2 separate regions of the Homo sapiens genome follow, and region 2 is linked to region 1. Evidence: chromatin contacts called from ENCODE Hi-C or POLR2A ChIA-PET data. All regions are on one chromosome and are shown on one strand. The core of a region is the stretch at or near the end of the contact, and the rest is flanking DNA. Distances in the headings are between cores, read along the strand shown.

Region 1 (5,910 bases), core at 2,093-4,592:
TCTTGCTTCTGCCTGCTGTCATCTTCTAATACCCAAAAATGTGTCGCATCCTCCCAAAGCTCGCGCTCTCCCTGCAAACCCTGGGCCAAGCCTATTATTATTGTATATATTTCACTAAATCAATCTTTTAAAATTCTACTTAACATAGGTGCCCAGCCTAATGGTGGCCATCTTTTAGAGGAGGAAATAAATGTTCAGAGAAGTCAAGTTCCTTGTGCAAGCGGGATTCGATACAGGGGACACAACCAAGAGACCTCTGAGTCCCTCCACACATCCATGCTGTGTGTTGACTTGCTTACAAGAGTCCCCTGTGTCAGAGGCTGCCTGGCAGTGGGGACATGAGCCTTTCCCTTAGAGGGAAACATGAGATTGGGCAACAAGGGTAGTCCTCAAGGTTCTACCTCGAGACTCCAGGACGCTGGACATTGGAAATGAGGCCACACCCTGGAGGAGCATTGTCGGCTAAAGCCAAACACCATTAGCGTCTGAAGGGGATGTGGGACCCATCTAAGGTATCACATCCCTGATCACCCACCATGGGGTCTGCAGCTGGAGAGGGTCCCCCCAGGAGGGGCTGGAGCGGGGAGTTCTCTGCCCTGGGAGGCAGGTCTCCTGGCCCTTCACTGGAGTGATCTCTTCTTTTCTGATGTCAAATCCTGATCTAAAGGGAGGCATCTTCCTTCTTATGGCATGGCCATGTCTCCTGTGTTCCTTCCTCAAGCCAAATCCTTTTCCACGATGCCTTCCCCTCTGAGCCCTGTATAACCCAATAGTGCAAATATTCCCACATCCCCTACCCACAACAGGGGTGAGCACATTGCAAATGTTCCGCCGGCGAATCAGCACCTGCCTGGAGGTGTTCTTGGTGTCTGCGTCCTGCCTCCAGTACAGAGGACCTCAAATCCATGATACTTCACCTGGTGCTCCCCAGGAAAGCCTGGCAGAGGACCTGACGATTCCCAGCAAGACCAAGCACTGCTGTCCAGGGTCAGCCACGGTCACTTCTCTGCAGCTGTCATCCGGGCACAATCTCCAAATATTTCTAGCCATTCAGACGTTCACTATAATCAGAATTAACGCATGTAGAACCAAAGAGCCAGACACATGGGTTCAAACCTGCCCCACCATTTACAGTGAGAGCTTAGTGAGTCACTTAACCTGTGCCTCAGTTTTCTCACCTGTAAAAAGAACATAACAGTAACAATACCATTGAGCTGCTATGCAGTGGATGAGCTTCTATATGAAAGGTGAGTGAAAAGTGTCTGGATGTGGTGGTGTCAACCTTTCCCTGGGGTGGTGGTGGCTGATCTGTGGCACCCCACATGACAATGTCTTTGCCATGGCAGTAGATGCTGTTAAATCAGGCCCTGGGTTTGTCTTGGCTTGACTTGTTTCCATTTTCAATTGAAAATTAAATGTGGATAGACTTCAGCCTGACTCGGTCTGCTCCCTGGACCTTGGCCAGTGAGTTCTGAGTAACTGCAGACAGGGTGTGGTCACCGGGATTTGGTTATTGGATTTTTTTCCCCCTGTGGTTTTGGGCAGGTTGCTCCATGACGGGCAGCTGTATCGTCTTAGAACCGGACTTTCCGGGAGAGCCTTTGGGTCACTCTGGGCGTCAGCTGGAAAGGGCTGCTCTTGGAGCAAGCTCACTGGCCCACAGGAGGAGCTGCCTTCTTGAACTGTCACCCTGAAGCCAACCAAAGTCTGGGCAACGCCAGCTCCAGTGACTGCCGCTCCATCTCCTAGGCAATTTGCATCGCTGTTTCTGTTTGTTAGGCCTTGACCATTCCTTTGTTGTCATCCTGCGCTTCCCTGGCCATAGGCCTTTTCCCAGCCCCACCACGGCATGCCCACCTGTGCTTGGGGAGGGGCGGAGGAAGGAGCCCCAGCCAGCCATGTCCCTGTTTCGTGCTCCAGTGACCACTGCTATGAGGACTTTCCCACTGGCTCAGGCTCAGTTAGTCGAGCTGGTGTGCCCCGCTCTTAGCTGTTCCCCAACTCTCCTAGAGTGTGCTAATTCTGACCCAGCTCTCCCAGGTGGAGGATGCTTTTCAAACATGTCCTTGGGAACCTCTGCAGACCCATTCCCAGCCCATTCTCCATGATTCCAGGCCTGGCCAGGTTGAAAACTTCTGTAAATTAAAACTCAAATAAAGAGAGTATAGCTTGGGCATACCTTTTGCACATGCATATATATGTATGTGTGTGCATGTGTGTGTGTGCATGTATGTGTGTGCATGTATGTGTGTGCATGTGTTGGGATTTTTTATTTTTTAAATTTATATTTATTAAAAAAATTTTTTTTGAAACAAGGTCTTCTTCTGTCTCCCAGGCTGGGCTGCAGTGGTGTGATTATGGCTGACTGCAGCCTCAAACTCCTGGGATCAAGCAACCCTCCCACCTCAGCCTCCCAGAGCACTGGGATTACAGGTTTGAGCCACTGCACCTGGCCTATTTAAAAAGTTTGTCTAGAGCAAAAAGTCCCTAGACCTGCCAGTCCAGGGCACTAAATCACAAGAACACCAAGGCCAAACAGGCTTGAAGTCTCCAGGCTCCTCACTGGCAAACTCTACTTCCTGATCCCTTAGTGGGTTGAGGTGCCAACAGCCCCCTGGGGAGGAGGGGGTTGCATTATGGCCGTGGAGAGACTCTGAGCCTTATCAACGGTGTGGGGATGACACCCTTTTCGGAGCACTTTGTGAGGCTTTGTGCCATGCTGGGCGCTTGGCGTCAGAGACAAATAGAATCAATAACTGTGCAAAAAAAGTTGCCAGATAATTTATCCCATTGGCACCGAGCCTAGAATTATAATCAGATCTTGACTTCTTCAAAGCCTTCTTGCTTTGGATTTTCCAAATCGAAAATAAATATTGGGGGCAATTACCTTTCCTTAGTTCTCTGATGTATGAAGGGGAGTTTTCATCTATTAATTTAAGAACCCTCTCATTTCATTCGGAAGGTATTAGCCCATGGAACTTGTTAACTTAATATCAACACAGTCTGTCTAGGTTTTGACTGAAAAGAGAAAGGGGTTGTTATGCTCTAGGTTAATATTTTCCTCTCTTTAAGAAGTCTTGGGTATGCCAGACACTTCTCGGACAAAAACAGCTGTTTTCTTCCCATTGCTGAACGCATTGTTTGTGCGAGTTCACTTACTTGCTATACTCAGAATATCCTCCAGGAGTCAGCAAATCCCAACCTCTGGACGTGGCTCAGGGCCGCCCTGCCCATTGCTGAGCTGATTTGGAATTTGGGCCTGAGAGAGGAAGTGATTATTGGATGACAGGCTGCCTCCTAGGGGGCTTCTCTGGGCTTGCCATGAAAGCACTTCCGGAGGAAAAGCAGAGCTCCATCAGTCTCTTTTGGAGAGCTGTGAACGTGACCAGACCTATTAATTACTTAACTGAGGTGCTGAACTTTGAAAATGAAAGTTCCGGTGGGGAGTTCTGTCCTTTCCAGCCTGGGGAGCTCTGTCAGGGCTCTCCTGAGCGTCTCTTTCAGCTTATCAAGCTCGCTCGGGGACCGTCTCTGGTAAGTACAGGCAACCCCTCCAGCCAACCCCTCCACCCTGTGGGCCGGGGAAGTGTCTCATCGTTGAATCCACTTGCAGGCACTTCCTTGATCTCAAGCCCCACCACGCTGCCCCCAGAGTCCCAGCGAGTGGCTCAGTCACACTGGTGCGTGCCTCTCACCCGCTCTGACCTCGTCATGGGGTCCCCGAGGTGCTGGTTCATGCAAGGCTCTGTGCCTAACCAAGCTAAACACGGTGGGGCTGGGAGCAGAGGCTCACACCTGTAATCCCAGCACTTTGGGAGGCCAAGGCAGGTGGATCACCTGAGGTCAGGAGTTTGAGACCAGCCTGACCAACATGGTAAAACCCCGACTCTACTGAAAATACAAAAATTAGCCAGGCGTGACATCATGCGCCTGTAATCCCAGCTACTCGGGAGGCTGAGGCAGGAGAATCGCTTGAACCTGGGAGGCGGATGTTGTGGTGAGCCAAGGTCGTGCCACTGTACTCCAGCCTGGGTGACAGAGGGAGACTCCATCTCAAAAATAAATAAATAAACAAACTGGTACAGTGCCCTAGTGGCTTTGTGGCTCTGGCTGGGGGAGGAGGGTGGGTTGCATAACTGAGCAGCACCTCCAAGCACGATACCAACACTGCCCAGGGCCTGGCAGAGTCTACAGCTGGTCCTTATCCATGAAACTGGGGGTGAGGGGACGGGGACTGGCGGGGGGACAAATCACCTGCACAAGTGGAACAAAGATACAGGAGATAATGACAGCAAATGGAACGTAGAGTTGATGCGTTCATTGACAAAGAATTTCACACCCTGCATTATCTCACTTGAGCCCCATGAAGAGCCTGTGAGGTGGCTAGGGATGTGGAAGGAGTAGATAGGAGAGGCACAGAACAGGGGAAGGAAGGAGTGGGGCTGGGAGTGAGGACCAGGAAGGCAGAGCTGGCCCCTGGACAGGAAGAAAGCCCAACTGCCTCCCTCCCTCCCATCTGCCCTCCTGCCTGCCCTTTTCCAATAAGATGGAAATGCTGAAGGGGTTAAAAAGACAGCATTCTAAAAGCTGAGATCCTAAAATTGTGACCTCCCCTGTGATCTTAGCCTTCGTGTCAACAGCATTGAAAATGAACCTTGGTCGGGCACGGTGGCTCACGCCTGTGATCCCAGCACTTTGGGAGGCCGAGGCGAGTGGATCACCTGAGGTCAGGAGTTCAAGGCCAGCCTGGCCAACATGGTGAAACTCTGTCTCTACTTAAAAAAAAAAAAAATTGCCGGGCATGGTGGTGGATACCTGTAATCCCAGCTACTTGGGAGGCTGAGGCAGGATAATTCCTTGAACCCAGGAGGCAGAGGTTGCAGTGAGCTAAGATTGTGCCACTGCACTCCAGCCTGGGCAACAAGAGTGAAACTCTGTCTCAAAAAAAAAAAAAAAGGCAAAAAGAAAATGAACCCCTGGGAAAGTAGGCCTTGACCACTCTGCTGCTCTTATGGAGTTCATTCTTGGAGATGTCGTGAATAGATCTCCTTTGCATCCAGATGGAAGAGCAACAGGAACATTATTAAGAAACTAAAAATTCTAGATTCATTGGAAAAGGCTTTGAGAGAGAAGGGACAGGGAAACCCCTAATTCCACCTCCCTGAAAACAGTGTGTTTTCCTCTCCTACACCAGGGCCGTGTGTCTTTCTGTCTACGTGGCCCAGCCACATTTGTAGCCCGTGGCCTGATGGAGCTCTGATGAGTCAGTTTCATGTCATTTTTTTTTTTTTTTTTCAGAGAGAGAGTCTCACTCTGTCACCCAGGCTGGAGTGCAGTGGCATGATCTCGGCTCACTGCAACCTCCGCCTCCTGGGTTCAAGTGATTCTCCTGCCACAGCCCCTTGAGTAGTTGACGTTACAGGCACCCACCACCGCACCCAGATACTTTTCGTATTTTTAGTGGAGACGCTGTTTCACCATGTTGGCCAGTTGGTCTCGAACTCCTGACCTCAAGTGATCTGCCTGCCTTGGCCTCCCTATGTGCTGGGTTATAGGCGTAAGCCACTGTGCCCTGCTTCATGTCATTTTTAAAGAGCCCACACAACTCCTGTAGCTGCATTACGACAACCTCAACGGCAAGACCTCGACGTGATATTACTCCACGTGAAAGTCTAAAAGGCGCTGAGCACAGTGCTCTGCCAATGGTGTGTCTTCCAGCCTCGCTTGCTGAGAGAACAGATGTGCCGGGGAAGAAATGGACAAAGCTGGGAAAGGAGTCTAACTTCTTCAAAGCGGTTGGGCACCGGTGAGGCTCTTTTGGTTACAAACCACAGAAATGGATTCTGGTTTATCAGTTTAATCTCGGTGTAACTAAAAGTGGGAAGTACTGGAAGGAGACGCATTTCATGG
Region 2 (5,910 bases), core at 1,830-4,329, 1.4 Mb after region 1:
GCAGGAAGCAGCCAGAAAGAGTCATCAGCCAAAACCTCCTAACAGCAGTTAGGGTGACATCTCCACAGGGGGGAATGTTATAGGAGTTATTAAGAAATTATTTTAGGCAGATAGAGAGGAAAAGGGGTCCTTGGGAAGTTTTTGTTTCTTTCTTTTAAAGCAGCTGCATAAATGTTTCTTGTCTAGCAGGAAAGCACAGGCTCTTAGAGCCAGGCCGGCAACCTTTGATATGCAATTGCAGGCCATTAGAAACTGGGTCCACCCAAACATGGCGATTCCTGCCCTCTTCTTCTTAGTGCCTCAATCACTCATTTTGGTCGTTACCAGAAAGGAACTCATATTTAGCTGGAATCTATGCCAGGTAATGTTACAGAGGGTAGTAGTCAGACATGAACAGGGCAGGAGAAGGCCCCCACACCCCACCAGGAATGTCAGGTGATGGTCCAGCAGTTGTCCCACTGCCTCTCTAAAATAATAACTGGTCTGAGCCAGCACCAGGGAAAGACAGTTTCCCAACAGATTAAAAAAACACCTGAAACTGGTGATTGGCAGCTTCCCGATAAGATCTCAGGAATTGGGTGAGTGGGCTCAATCATGTGCATTAAGAGGCAAAATAGCAGAGTTTAACTGGCATATGACCTTCCAGGTACATTCCACCAGAAAAGGGAAGAACACCTACCTCAGGTGAGCATGCATACAACTCTAGCAAACACACTGCGCATGCTCACCTCCCGAGCCTAGCAGGCCACCGCGCATGCACGCAGATCACCCTCGCCCTAAGGGAAGAATGAGGGGAAGAGGCACCAGATGTTGGAAGTATGCCAGCACCTAAATCCCTAAATCCAAGGTCAAGTGGGGCACTTGTCCTTCAACTTGCCCAGCTGGGCCTCCTCCAAGTGTACTTTCCTTTCTTTCATTCCCGTTCTAAAGCTTTTTAATAATCTTTAGCTTCTGCTCTGATACTTGCCTTGGTCTCTTATTCTGCCTTATGCCCCTCAGTCAAATTCTTCTGAGGAGGCAAGAATTCAGGGAGGGAGGGAAGGAGGGAGGAAAGTGAAGGCAGGGAGGGAGGGAGGGAGGGAGGAGGGAGGGAGGATGGAAGGAAGGAAGGGAGGAAGGGAGGGAGGGAGGGAGGGGGCAAGTGAAGGGAGGAAGGGAGGAAAGTGAAGGGAGGAAGGAAGGAAGGAAGGAGAAGGGAAGAAGGAAAGGAAGGAAGGAAGGATACATCCTTGAATAAGGATCAATGAGGACCAAAGCCCCAAAATGACAAATGTCCCATAGGACAGGGTGGGGTAGCATTTCTAATGTGATGCTAGCCTGCGTTCCATCAAAAATGGGTTTACTGGCCGGGTGCAGTGGCTCACACCTGTAATCCCAGCACTTTGGGAGGCCGAGGCAGGTGGATCACTTGAGGTCAGGAGTTCGACACCAACCTGGCCAACATGTTGAAACCCCAACTCTCCTAAAAATACAAAACATTAGCTGGGTGTGGTGGTAGGCGCCTGTAATCCCAGCTACTCGGGAGGCTGAAACAGGAGAATCACCTGAACCCACGAGGCAGAGGTTGCAGTGAGTTGAGATAGTGCCATTGCACTTCAGCCTGGGCAACAAGAGTGAAACTCTGTCTCAAAAAAAAAAAAAAAAAGTTTACAAATCCCATCGTAACCTGAAGGCAATTGCTTTGAGATCTGTTCACAAGAGCCATAGATTTATCATGTAACTTAACTTCATTTGGTACAAACTTTGTTTTTTTTTTGGAGTTGGCCCCATTTGGGAAAATCAGAATGTAGATCTGGAATTTAAATATTGCCTACAAAGCTAAACAGACAAAATGCAGTTGTTGCTTACCTGAAACAAATGTTTGCGGCATCTAAGGACTGATAGGCTGGGACAGAATTAAGATAGTGTTAGGAAAGGGTCCCCTAAGGTTGGGTCGAGTTGCCCTTTCATAGGAAGAAGAGAGGCCTGGGAAAACTTTCTAACCAGGAAGGTAGACATTAATGTCCATAGTTAACATTAGTCAATGATTATTTACTAGGTATGCTCTTTTTAGAGACGTTTATGTACACTCTCGTTTAGTCTTAGTACAGCTCATAATGAGCTGGTACTATTATAACCCTCATTTTACAGAGGAGGAAACAGCCTTCACATGTGTACAGAAATCAGTGAAGCCTGCCTATCACCCATACTTGCTGGGTTCAACATGAACGGCACAGGCAAGGAGAAAGCCCTGTGACCAGCGGTACCAGAAAGAGTGAAAGGGCGCCATCTAGTGACTGTCATGGTGGTTGGCAGTAGAGGTTGGAAGCCGGTGGTTTTTTTTCGTGGGTTTTTTTTGCTGTTGTTTTGGGGTTGTTTTTCTGTGTGAGACAGAGTTTTGCTCTTGTTGCCCAGGCTGGAGCGCAACTGCGGACTACCAATTTCAGTTGTTTCTATCTACTGGGAAACGGCCGCTCCCTGGTGCCAGCTGCAACCAATTATCATTTTAGCGAGGCAGGATGACAACCTCCGGCCCATCACGTGATGGTCGCCTGACATTTCTGGTGTGTGGGGGGAGCTGTCTCCTGCCCTGCTCATGCCCCACTAGCTACCTACTGTAACATTCTCGGGTATCTGGAATACAGTACTAAGCATCTTAAAAAAAACTTCACTGGCGGCCGGGCACAGTGGCTCATGCCTGTAATCCCAACACTTTGGGAGACCAAGGCAGACGGATCACGAGGTGAGGAGTTAGAGACCAGCCTGGCCAACATGGTGAAAACCCCATCTCTACTAAAAGTACCAAAATGAGCCGGCCATGGTGGCGTGCGCCTGTAGTCCCAGCTACTCAGGAGGCTGAGGCAGGAGAATCACTTGAACCTGGGAGGCAGAGGTTGCAGTGAGCCGAGATTGCACCATTGCACTCCAGCCTGGGCAACTAACAGTGAAACTCTGACTCAAAAAAAAACAAAAAACAAAAAACAACCCCCCCCCCCCCCCCACACACACACACACACACACACGCAGAGGCAAAATGGCGGGGGGTAACCTTCTAGGGGGTCATTCCACCGGAAACGGGAAGAACGACTCAGGTGAGCATGCCTGCAGCTCCAGTAAACACACGTAACTCCGGTAAACATGCTTGCCTCCCAAGCACAATCAGGTCACTGCGCATGCGGGTGGCTCACCCTAAGGGAAGAATGAAGGGAAAGGGGTGCAAGACGCCGGAAGCAGGGCAGCATGTAAAATCCTAGGTCCAAGGTCAAACGGAGCACTTGACCTCCAAGGTGCCCCCTTAAGCCTCTTCCAAGTGTACTTTCCTTTCTTTCATTCCTGCTCTAAATCTTTTTCATCAATTTCCACTCCGCTGTAAAACTTGCCTCGGTCTCTTTTCCTGCCTTATGACAATCTATTTTTTTCTTCTGAGGAAGGAAGAGTTGAGGCTGCTGCAGACCTGTACAGATTCGCTGCCGGTCTCTCAGATAACTTCCACTACTAGCAAGAAAGCAAACACACCACATCAATGAACCACCACCATGTAGCTTAAGAGCTGTAAACTTTCACTTTTACTTTTTTTTTTTTTTTTTTTTGAGATGGAGTCTCCCTCTGTCACCCAGGCTGGAGTGCAATTGTGCAATCTTGGCTCACTGCAACCTCCACCTCCGGGGTTCAAGCAGTTCTCCTGCCTCACCCTCCTGAGTAGCTGGGATGACAGGCATGTGCCACCACACCTGGCCAACTTTTTGTAGAGATGGGGCTTTGCCATGTTGGCCAGGCTGATCTCAAACGCCCAGCCTCAAGTGATCCACCCACCTCAGCCTCCCAAAGTGCTGGGATTACAGGCATGAGCCACCGTGCCTGGCCAATTCTTCACTTTTTCAAGTAAATATATGCACACTGATTAAAAACCCAAATGAACGAAAGCTAGATACAGTGGGAAGTCAGCCTCCACATCCCCCAGCTACCCAGTCCTCCCCAGAAGCAACTGCTGTTACCAGCTTCCCATGTCCCCTTCCAGAGACAGTCTAAGTAAGCAAATACTTTGATACAAATAATAGCATACCACGGTAGCCGGAATAAAGCCTCCTCACCAAGGTGTCCGTGTCCTAATGCCTGGGATCAGTAAATATGTGATACGGCAATAGGGACGGGGCAGCTGATTCAAGTTAAAGGCCTTGAGAAGGCAGATTATCCAGGTGGGCCCTATGTAATCAAACAAATCCTTAAAGCTGAGAACCTTCCCAGGCTGTAGTCAGAAGAAGATGTGACTTTGGGGTTAGAGAGACGCAAAGTTGCTGGTACTGAAGATGGAGGAAGCCACGTAATGCAGGTGACAAAAACACTGATTCTCTCCTTAGCCCCCTGGAAAGGCGTGCAGCCCTGCTGGCGCCTTGATCCCAGGCAGGTGAGGCCTGTGTCAGACTTCCTACCCCAAAATCAGAAGGTAATAAGTTTGTGTCTTAAGCCCCTAAATTTGAGAACATTTGCTACAGCAACAATAGAAAACTAATAAATACACTAGTACCCTTTTCTTTCCTTCTTTCTTCCTTTCCTTTTTTTTTTTTTTTTTGACGGAGACTCACTCTGTCACCCAGGCTGGAGTGCAGTGACGTGATCTCGGCTCACTGCAATCTCTGCCTCCCCTGTTCAACCTGTTCAAGCAATTCTCCTGCCTCAGACTCCCAAGTAGCTAGGATTACAGATGCACAGCACCACACCTGGATTTTTTTTTTTTTTTTTTTTTTTTTTGTATTTTTAGTAGAGACATGGTTTCACCACATTGGCCAGGCTGGTCCGGAACTCCTGACCTCAAGTGATCCACCCACCTCAGCCTCCACTGCACCCAGCATCATCTTCTTCTTCTTTTTTTTTTTTTTTCAAGATAAGGTCTTGCTTTGTTGCCCAGACTGAGTGCAGTGGTGCAATAATGGCTTACAGCAGCCTTAAACTCTGTGGCTCAAGCGACCCTCCTGCCTCAGCCCCGGGAGTAGCTGGGACCACAGATATGCACCACCACCCTCAGCTAATTTTTAAAAATTTTTTGTAGAGATGGGGTCTATGTTGCCAAGGCTGGTCTTAAACTTCTGGCCTTAAGCAATCCTCCCACCTCAGGCTCCCAAAGTTCTAGGATTAGAGGCATGGGCCACCGTGTCCCACCTCCTTTCCTCACTTAATACATTTTGAAGCCTCTTCCCTTTTACAATATTTAGAGCTGCCTCATTCTTTTTAATGGCTGCATAGCATCTCATCATATGAGTATTTAATCGTTCTATTAAGGATGGTCACGGGGCTATTTGAGACATATAAATAAGTTACAAATAAGTCTGTAATGTCATACTTCCCAATTATTCTCATCTCATAGCACACACAAATATATTAATATTTATATAACACACTGAAGTGAATTGAAGGTACTGAGGTCATTTACCTTGGACCTTGATGGAAAATGTTACTAATAATACTTTCTTTTTCTTTCTTTTTTTTTTTTAAATGAGACAAGTTCTCATTCTATTGCCCAGGCTGGAATGCAGTGGCATGATCACGGCTCACTGCAGCTTCAGCCTCCCAAGTACCTGGGACCATTGGTGCACACCACCACACCTGGCTAATTTTTTATTTTTAGTAGAGACGAGGTCTTACATGTTACCCAGGCTGGTCTGGAACTCCTAGGCTCAAGCGATCTTCTCACCTCAGCCTTCCAAAGTGCTGGGATTACAAGCGTGAGCCACCATGACTGGCCTATATTCTTTATATTATATAGTTTTGTTAGTTTTTTCAGACAGGCTTTCTCTCTGTCACCAAGGCTGGAGTGCAGTGAAATGATCTCAGCTCACTGCAGCCTCCACCTCCTGGGCTCAAGCTATCCTCCTGCCTCAGCCTCCCAAGTAGCTGGGACCATAGGCAAGCACTACCACACTTGGCTAATTTTTG

The links. Hi-C counts contacts between places; a loop is a spot of excess contacts on that map. ChIA-PET counts read pairs that join two places held with the same protein, here RNA polymerase II (POLR2A). Pooled maps may share reads with other maps.
Region 2: a map of CD8-positive, alpha-beta T cell shows a loop between it and region 1 (8-fold over the local background). The contact joins the enhancer-like site here to the promoter of LINC01426 in region 1. A Hi-C loop is called at or near these places in 2 of 168 maps with a recorded cell type or tissue (CD4-positive, alpha-beta memory T cell and CD8-positive, alpha-beta T cell), 1 of 37 single-sample maps with no recorded cell type and 14 of 50 pooled maps. POLR2A ChIA-PET finds 5 or more read pairs at or near these places in 1 of 52 experiments (activated T-cell).

The regions. Positions count from the first base shown.
Region 1 is chr21:34,742,483-34,748,392 of GRCh38, forward strand. LINC01426 (long intergenic non-protein coding RNA 1426) reads left to right here and starts at 3,343. Exons shown (of 3, transcript NR_038885.1): 1 at 3,343-3,534. It overlaps LOC107985515 (a long non-coding RNA gene), which reads left to right. Exons shown (of 3, transcript XR_001755016.1): 3 at 149-1,456. RefSeq lists enhancers at 3,222-3,723, 3,724-4,223, 4,430-4,724.
Region 2 is chr21:36,110,697-36,116,606 of GRCh38, forward strand. All of the region lies in intron 1 of CBR1-AS1 (CBR1 antisense RNA 1), which reads right to left. Among named protein-coding and RNA genes, the nearest start is that of CBR1-AS1, 13 kb to the right of the region's middle. RefSeq lists enhancers at 2,219-2,348, 2,389-2,488, 2,630-3,142, 3,480-3,539. Within about 2 kb of position 3,080, at least 27 of the 41 ENCODE cell types and tissues checked have a DNase peak (open chromatin) inside an H3K27ac peak, as active enhancers do; they include CD8-positive, alpha-beta T cell, where a contact is called at or near this core.